Linked DNA regions of Homo sapiens: region 2 is linked to region 1. A link is a loop called in an ENCODE intact Hi-C map of the cell type or tissue named here. Cell type or tissue: psoas muscle. All regions are shown on one strand. Each heading gives the region's core, and the rest is flanking DNA. Links, peaks and the distances in the headings are about the cores only. Region 1 overlaps FOXP1 (forkhead box P1). Region 2 overlaps FOXP1 (forkhead box P1).

Evidence for each region. Peaks named below come from ENCODE experiments on the same cell type or tissue, not always from the same donor. Only the 100,000 strongest peaks of a DNase experiment are listed, where the experiment ranks them.
Region 2: it touches region 1 in a loop (2.0-fold over the local background); 11 of 110 quality-filtered maps call a loop at or near these places.

What each region holds. Positions count from the first base shown.
Region 1 is chr3:71,309,073-71,313,462 of GRCh38, forward strand. All of the region lies in intron 4 of FOXP1 (forkhead box P1), which reads right to left. Among named protein-coding and RNA genes, the nearest start is that of FOXP1-AS1, 22 kb to the left of the region's middle. In psoas muscle, for the core only: no CTCF peak of the experiment used is centred there; a DNase peak (open chromatin) is centred at 1,759; H3K27ac peaks cover 545 bases.
Region 2 is chr3:71,502,694-71,507,083 of GRCh38, forward strand. All of the region lies in intron 2 of FOXP1 (forkhead box P1), which reads right to left. Among named protein-coding and RNA genes, the nearest start is that of MIR1284, 37 kb to the right of the region's middle. RefSeq lists an enhancer at 923-2,122. In psoas muscle, for the core only: no CTCF peak of the experiment used is centred there; no DNase peak of the experiment used is centred there.

The DNA of each region.
Region 1 (4,390 bases), core at 70-4,069:
TTAACCACAACCTGAGGGCTTGCTGTAAGTAATGGAAAAAGTTAAATCTCTAATCAGATAGGCCTCATCCTTACTGGAATAACAATGTATCTGTTCCATGTGTCTGTCTCCTCATCTATCCATCTCGATCCATCCATCCATCACCAATTGCACATTCATAATTTTGCAAAAATTCTTTCCCTGAATTAATATAAAATATGGTCGAAATCACTGCGCTAAGAAAAAAGAAAAGCTGATTCTCTCAACTATTTACTAACATACTTAACATTTAAAAAATATTTTTATGAACACACTGTTGACTTCACAAGTTTATAACGTAATTTTTTTTTTTTTTCTGAGCAAGGCTTTTCTTTCAAAGTACTCTGACAAAAGTAAATTCATAGCAGAACACACAGGCACGAAGAAAATATCGCCAAGGGCAAAATTCTGCAACTGCTTTAAGAAGCAAACAAGAACACAAAAGATGTGTAATACAACCATCTGGCTCTCCTCTTACTATATCAATGCCTCAACCTTATCCCCACCCCCTGAGCCAACCCACACCAATGCCACAAAACCAAATGGCTTCACTTATGTTTCCTGCACAGCAAATTTACACAATGCAGTTAGAATGCAAAAGTTGATTTTGACACACAAACTAGCATCTTTTGAATTTTCCCCACTTCAATGATTTTGTTGTCGTTATCTGTTCAGAGTGGGACTTCTTTGAAAGACCACCAAGAACCTCACCATGATAAAAATGTTCTCACATGGACATATCTGTTCAGCCTCAAGAGAAGTCTCCCTGAAAACCTTAATCTCTGCCATCTTGTGCTTTCTGTTATCATCAGACTTTAGATGTGGACATAAAAAAAAATCCTAAGCTTATTCCAATTAGAACTTTTACTTTTGGGGGGCACTAAATGGTGGGTTGTTTCCCCAACTTATGATTTGAAATGACTGCACTAATTTTTAATTACCATTCTTGCAAGTCAGCACATTCACTGGAATTTTTCCTTATTCAGCTCAGTCTACAAACATTTACTGAGCAACTACTGTGGTATTAGAAACATGCTGGACAATGGATGATCAGAATCTATTATTTTCCCGTGTGCTAGCAGGACTTGCCTGGTACATGAAACCAGCAACTCTACAGTTTATAAAAAATCTTCCACATGCAGGCAGGCTGAAGCATTTTATTTACTTATATACTTATTTTTGAAGGCAGATATAACAGACATTTGAAAGTTATAGCCTGTTTGTGGGGATCTAATTGCTTCCAAAAGGTGGGAATGAATACTTTTCATGGAAATCTCAGTTTGGGTAAAACCAATAAAGCATCATAAATGATTCTCACCAAAGGGCAACAATGTAAAAAATAACTGAAAAAAAATTTCTTCACAGGCAAACTCTACTCTTTGCTTTTCTGCAGGGGCATGCTGGAGGCAGACGTTCTCTATCAGGCAAGAGTTCTCAGTCAGAATTAAGGTCTGCCAGGCAGAGGGCCACGTCTGGTTTACTTCTGTTTTCTCACTGTTGCTGGTCTTCCCCGATTCCTGCCTCCCTCTCCATGTTCCGGGATGAGACTTTGACTGGTTTCTCAAGGGGCTAACTTTTGGTTCTCTTCTGGGCGTTTCTGCCCAGAGTCCCCTGGTTTGGACAGCAGCGATCGTCTGTAGGACACACACAGTGAATCCAGCCACCGGATGAGGAATTCTGCTAATTGTTTAAGCCTGCACTAGTGTCTGGCCACCAGTTGGCAGACACAACTCATGGCTGCCTACCAGGCCTAGGTTAACACAGCTGGAGCCAGATGACAGGCTCTCAAAGATATTCCTCTCATGGCCACATCTGGCTCTTGGCGGTTCCCACTGCAGCTGAACTGATTCTGTTTGGTTGTTCTGGGCAAAAAGTTTAGGCAACAGATAAGTCGTATTAATTTCAGTTTATGACAAAAATATCAGAACATATACTCCATGAAGGCAGGGATTTTATCTGATTTGCATCCCCCTCCCACTTTTTTTTGTTTGTTTGTTTTTTGTTTTTGAGACATGGTCTCACTCTGTTGCCCAAGCTGGAGTGCAGTGCAGTGGCACGATCATGACTCACTGCAGCCTGGAACTAACTACTAGACTCAAGCGGTTCTCCCACCTCAGCCTCCTGAGTAGCTGGGTCTAGAGGCACGTGCCACCATGCCTCACTAGTTTTTTCAATTTTTTGTAGGGACAAGGTCTCACTATGTTGCCCAGGCTGGTGTCGAATTCCTGGGTTCAAGTGATCATCCTGCCTTTGCCTCCCAAAGTGCTGGGATTACAGGCATGAGCCAGTGTGCAGGCCTCTTGCTTGCTGTATCCCAGTACAGAGCAGTGGCTACGCAGGGTAGGTGTTCAGTAAATACAGAATGAGTGAATAACACTAATCAGTGTATGAGTGGAACAAAAACATTCCTGTATCTTACTCCAGCTACTCTGTTCCTACTGTTGTACGTAAAATGGCTAGCATGCTCGTGCACACAGAGAAGTCCTTGAATGGCTCTACAGCTAGATTTTATTATGGACACGCTCATCTCAAGAATGAACCCATGTACATTGTCAGTATAGCTGGAAAGACCTCCAACAATCCTTCCCTTCAAACTACCCAGTCTCCCAGAATTACCCACATCCCAACTTTATTAGTCCTTAAACTGAGAAACTTGGCAGCTCTGTGCCCACAGGGCCTGAGAGTGATCTCAAAGTAGAAACTTACCTTTTGGCCACCACCAAAGTGGGAAATGATGAGGCAACTTTTCCTGGCACCTTTCCATCCCATTTCCTTTCCCATGCCTCTCTTCCTAAATTCCCTGATATCTGCAGATCCCAGCTCCCTTCTACACTCAACTATGACCCAAGGCGAGGCTTCCCCAAAGCTCACCACCTCTCTAGCTCCCATTAGAAACACATTTAGAAAAGCCTACGTAATTTAAAACCAGGCGGGGCCCTCCCTCTTGGCTCCTTCACTAGAAAGAAGCCCAACTTACAGGCTGTTATGTTAATAATAACTATAAAGCTCCCCTGAGTCCACCAAGGGCTTGCTAAAGGTGAAGGGACACTTAATGGAAGCCTGGCAAGGGTGTACGCATATGCTGCTTCTTTCCCAAAAAGAACGTTAACACTCCTAAAACAAGAACGGCTGAACAAGGCAGATGAGTTCAACAAGCTCAGCATCTGGACTTCAGCGAAAGAAAGGTAATCAAGTGTGCTAGAGGAAGCTGTTGCTGAACTCATCTCCTTTTCTATCATATAAGGCAGCAGGGTGGAGGTATAGATAATTTTTTTAAGCTAAGTATAAGTTTCTGAAAAGAGTACTGTGTTCACTACGAAGAATTCAGGCTTCAAGCTCCCCTTGGAAGGAGCTGCTTACTTCATTAAAGGTGGACCAGAAAGATGAACTCCTAAAATGCCTCTCCTTCCCTGCTTCTGCTATTTGAAATTACTTTAAAAATGAGAGAATAAGCTAGGCTCAGTGGCTCACACCTGCAATGCCAGCTATTAAGGAGGGTGAGGCAGGACGATTGCTTGAGCCCAGGAATTCAAGGCTGCAGTGAGCTAGCATGGTGCTGCCGCACAATAGCCTGGGCAATAAAGTGAGACACTGTTTAATAATGGGGGAATAGGCCAGGCACGGTGGCTCATACCTGTAAATCCAGCACTCTGGGAGGCCAAGGCAGGTGATCACACTTGAGGTCAGGAGTTCGAGGCCAGCCTGGCCAACACGGTGAAACCTTATCTCTACCAAAAAATACAAAAAAAAATTAGCTGGGCATGGTGGTGCTTGCCTGTAGTCCCAGGTACTCAGGAGGCTGAGGTGGAAGAATTGTTTGAACCAGGCAGGAAGAGGTTGCAGTGAGCTGAGATCGTGCCACTGCACTCCAGCCTGGGTGACAGAGTGAAACCCTGTCTCAAAAATAATAAAATAAAATAAGGGAATGTCTTTGTACAATTGCACAATCACAATGAAACTTTAATTCTTTTTTTTTTTTTTTTTTTTGAGATGGAGTCTCGCTGTGCCACCCACACTGGAGTGCAGTGGCGCAATCTCGGCTCACTGCAAGCTCCGCCTCCCGGATTCATGCCATTCTCCTGCCTCAGCCTCCCGAGTAGCTAGGAATACAGGCGCCCGCCACCACGCCCAGCTAATTTTTGGTATTTTTAGTAGAGACGGGGTTTCACTGTGTTAGCCAGGATGGTCTCGATCTCCTGACCTCATGATCCGTCCGCCTCTGCCTCCCAAAGTGCTGGGATTACAGGCGTGAGCCACTGCGCCCGGCCAAGCTAATTATTTAAAAAGCAGTACAACAGGCTGCAAGTGATTGTTATCTACCTATTCATTGGCTGAAAACAGGCTATCAAAAACAACAAAAACAAACAAGTTT
Region 2 (4,390 bases), core at 140-4,139, 190 kb after region 1:
CATTACAATGGCAAATCCTGCAGTATCAAACCTAAGCCTCAGTTTCCCCAGTGGGAACATTCTAGAAGAAGCCAGCCATAACAACAGCAGGGGTAGTCCTATTAATTGATGACATCCATATTTTCCATGAAAAATTAAGGTTATGTAACCGGCATACATAACAGCTAATACGGGAGGAAAAATCAAATAATGTTTCAAAGAATGAAGAAACCAACTAGGTCACAACACTAAGTGCAATTCTTTTGAGATCTGTTTTCTGTGATGATTTTTGCCTGCTTTACAATTAGAAAAAAAAAAAAAAACAAGTAGTAGCCTCTAATGTAAAACTGAAAAGCCTTCCATTATTGGAAAAGGAGTAAAATAACAAAAGAGTTAAGAGAAGAAAAAAAAGGAACATATCTCTTGAGAGAAAACCAATGGTCCCTGAAGTAGGATTTAAAAGTGCTGTTTACATAGAGGCATCAGAAGAGCCCCTCTGTGGAGGTAAGTGTGAAGTCCCATAGCAGTGGAGCCAAATCTGTTTTCTAGAGAGTTCTCTTGGTCTCCATGTTCCAACTAGAAACAAAAGCCATCTTACCAGAGGCCTTTGTAGTTAGTTACAAATTACTTAAAGGAATAAAAATACAGGCCAAATTACTTGCTAAAATAAATAAAGCCCCCAGCCCCCAAATCATCTTCTAAGCTTATGCTCAAGTTAAGTTAAAAAGCAAACAGAATTTCAACATGATGAAACCCCATCTCTACTAAAAATACAAAAATTAGCTGGATGTGGTGGCACACACCTGTAATCTCAGATACCCGGGAGGTTGAGACAGGAGAATCACTTGAACCCAGGAGGTGGAGGTTGCAGTGAGCCAAGATAGTGCCATTGCACTCCAGCCTGGGCAACAGAACGAGACTCTGTCTCGAAAAAAAAAAAAAAAAAAAACACCACGAATTAAGGTTGTAGCACCACACTATGGTAAACCTCCTCAGTGACTCGATGTTATTATTTCGTCAGGTATGGTACTGTAGGGAGGGGAGAATGGCAGAAGACACAGGAAGCCTGTATGGAGCCTCATCCATCATTCAGGCCAGATCATGTACAGAACATACAGGCATCAGAGTACAAACATACTAAGTAGCCTTGTTTTCCAAGGTTATAACATGCTCTGGGGACATGCTCATTAGGGGGTCAGGAGAAGGAGCCAAGGGCATTTGGAGGCAGCCACTATTCCTGACTTTCAGATTCTCTTCTATCAAGGAAGAAGACCAAAATAAATAATTTCCAGGTAGTTTTAGCAGAAGTGCAGCAAGACCCAGGGGGTGAGTACACATCACAAATTCCCAGGAAGATCAACGCCATCCCAGCTTTGCCAACAACTGTTTGAGATGTTTCGCAAGTCAGTGAGCTTCTCGGAACCTGAGTTTCCCTTCTTATAAAATGAAGGCATTTGAATCCCATCTTTTTGAACAATACTATGTCATAATTTTATGCCTCAAATCGAAAAAAACACTTTGGGGGATAACCGAGAATTCCAGGCTACATCATCCAATCAATACAATACTTGGAGCACTTTCAAAAAACCCACCAAGGAACCAAAGCTACCATAACTTAAAAGGAGCAGAAACGAAATTTCAGATTAATATGACGTTGGCCAGTGACTAGTCATCAAGCATACTTCAGCATTTAGTTGTCTGAGCAGACAGGTGACTCAGCGGGAAATGGGTTACCCAGCCAGCCACGCTCATCTGACCCACTGCCTCAAAGTAATTTTTCCTCAATTTTCAAAACCAAGAAAGTAAATGACTAATGAAATGACTGAAGAATAACTTCCAGACAATTCTTACATTAAAAAATAAAACCAAACTTCAGCACAACAGTAAGTAGATGAGAAGAAAACAACCCGGCTCAGAGCTGTCCAACGTCTGATGGCCACAGTTCCTTCTGACAAAGGAAACGTGCACATTCCAGGGTGTGTGGAATGATGTGGTTTGGAAATGTCTCGAGGCGCCAAGGGAAGAGCTGATGATCAGGACAATGTCATCAAGAAAAGTGTCACGGAGCCCAAGTGGTGACATTTCTGTTGCAAATATGAGAAAGGAAAGGAACACGCTGGTCCTTCACCCTGGTGTTCAATGCGGTCGTAGGACTTTTGGATATTCTCCTGGGTACTTCCAGTTCTAACACCAACTAACATGTGCAAAGCCTGTGCTGCACTGCACATGAGGTACTCTGTCCATAGCATTTTCATCCACCCTCTTATTAAGCCTTATAACGGTGGCAAGAGTAAATGCTATTATCTTACAGATGAACGAACCAAGGCTGGTGAAGGGAAGTCCTTTACCCAAGACCACAGTCAGTGACAGAGCCACATCTTTCTGAAACCCAAGCCTCGTCCCTTAACCACCAGTGAATACTACTGAGTACCATTTTTCCAACAGCTCAAACAGGAAAAGTAGGAACGTTTGGAATGGTTCCCAAAATAAAGACAACCTGGCAACATAGAGTTATAATTCTGTTCAGACCTCTACGTTGCCTCCCACTGTCTAAAACCCTTGGCTTCTTGCGTGAAGTCAGGCAAACCCGGGAAGCAGAAAAGCAAGGACCCAAGTCACCCCTGGTAGTGCAGCTTGGAAATGAGACAGGACATCTCCCCCAAGACAGGAGACAAGGAGGGAGTTTATGACGGCATATGAGGCATGCACTCAGTCCTCCTATTGGACTGTAGAAGAGGGATGCTTTTTTTTTTTTTTTTTTTTTTTGAGATGGAGTCTCACTCCGTCGCCCAGGCTGGAGTGCAGTGGTGCAATCTAGGCTCACTGCAATCTCCGCCTCCCCTCCCAGGTTCAAGCGATTCTCCTGCCTCAGCCTCCAGAGTAGCTGGGATTACAGGCGCTTGCCGCCACGCCCGGCTAAATTTTTGTATTTTTAGTAGAGACAGGGTTTCACCGTGTTAGCCAGGATAGTCTCGATCTCCTGACCTCATGATTTGCCTGCCTCGGCCTCCCAAAATGCTGGGATTACAGGCGTGAGCCACTGCGCCCAGCCCTGAAGAGGGATGCTTTCTATTCTTCTCTCGGTCTCCCTTCAATTCTCCCATTTTCTTCTGAATCACAACTGTGGGCATCGTCCCCCTTCCTCTCCTACTTCTTCCCCTCCACGAATGTCACCTGTCACTAAAGTCTAAAGGATGAGATTATCACTTCCGCCCGGAAGCCTCTCAAATGAAATTAAATCAAACATTTATTGCACTGTGGTACCACATGCACTGGGTGAGGTGGGGGATACCCAGGCACAGTCTGCCTCTCTGGGCAAGAAGTTAAATAACAATGTGCGATTTAAATAACATTTCAAGACAACAATAAGAGCCTTGTCACCGGGAGTACATGATTAATTGCCAGATGAATTCTACAGACAATAATTGCTGCAAAGTTCAAAAGGAGGGAGCAATCACTTCCAACAAATATATCCCAGGTTGCAAATTCTCCACTGAGCCTTAGTTCGCAGTTGGCTTCGGCAGTGTTGGGAGTTGGCTGCCTGGGGTCCGATCCTGGCTGTGATACTCGTGGTCCAACCCTATTTAAGTTTTCTGGGCCTCTGTTTCATCAGCTGCAAAACAGAGGTAATGATACTTCCTACATCATGGAGTGGTTTGAAGATTAAGTGGGATAATGCATGTAAACCTTGAAACAGGGCAAGTGGTAGTTTTACATCTCCTGTCTCCACGGCGGCGTATCTGCTATTCGAATCCGCACACGCTCCCTACACTGGCTCCCCCTCCTCACCTCCCTGTGTTTGCCAAATCCCCAGGTTTTCTTTTCCAACTAGCTGATAACTTTTCCAACTAAGGGGTTCCACGGTATCCTTCCCCCAGTACCAGGCAGCTACTACGTCTGCCCTTGACTTAGGCTCGCTGCTAGCTCTTGCATCCAGATTTCCACCTCCATTTCTAATATCCTAGGACAAGAGCAGGAAGCTGAACAACTGGGGGAAGCTGGTCCTTCCCCTCAGTACCAGCCAGCTACCACGTTTGCCCTTGACTTAGGCTCAGTGCTGGCTCTTGCATCCAGATTTCCACCTCCATTACTAATATCCTAAGACAAGAGCAGGAAGCTGAACATCAGGGCACCTGGGTTCAGCTCCCAACGTTGCCATAGAGTAGCCTTGTAATTCTGCACACTTTACAGTTTCTCTAAACCTCCATTTCTGCTTCTATAAAATGGGGCTAATGAAAGTCCCTACCTCCAAGCATTGCTGAGATTAAATTATCCAATTGGAGAGCACTGTGCTCAATGCCTAGTCAACCAGCAACGGCTCCACACCTGAGAGCTGCTGTTCTCATCTTTGCTTGGACCACACAACTAAGTGAACAACAGTGTCCCCGGCTGCTCTCTCCTCTCTCAAATG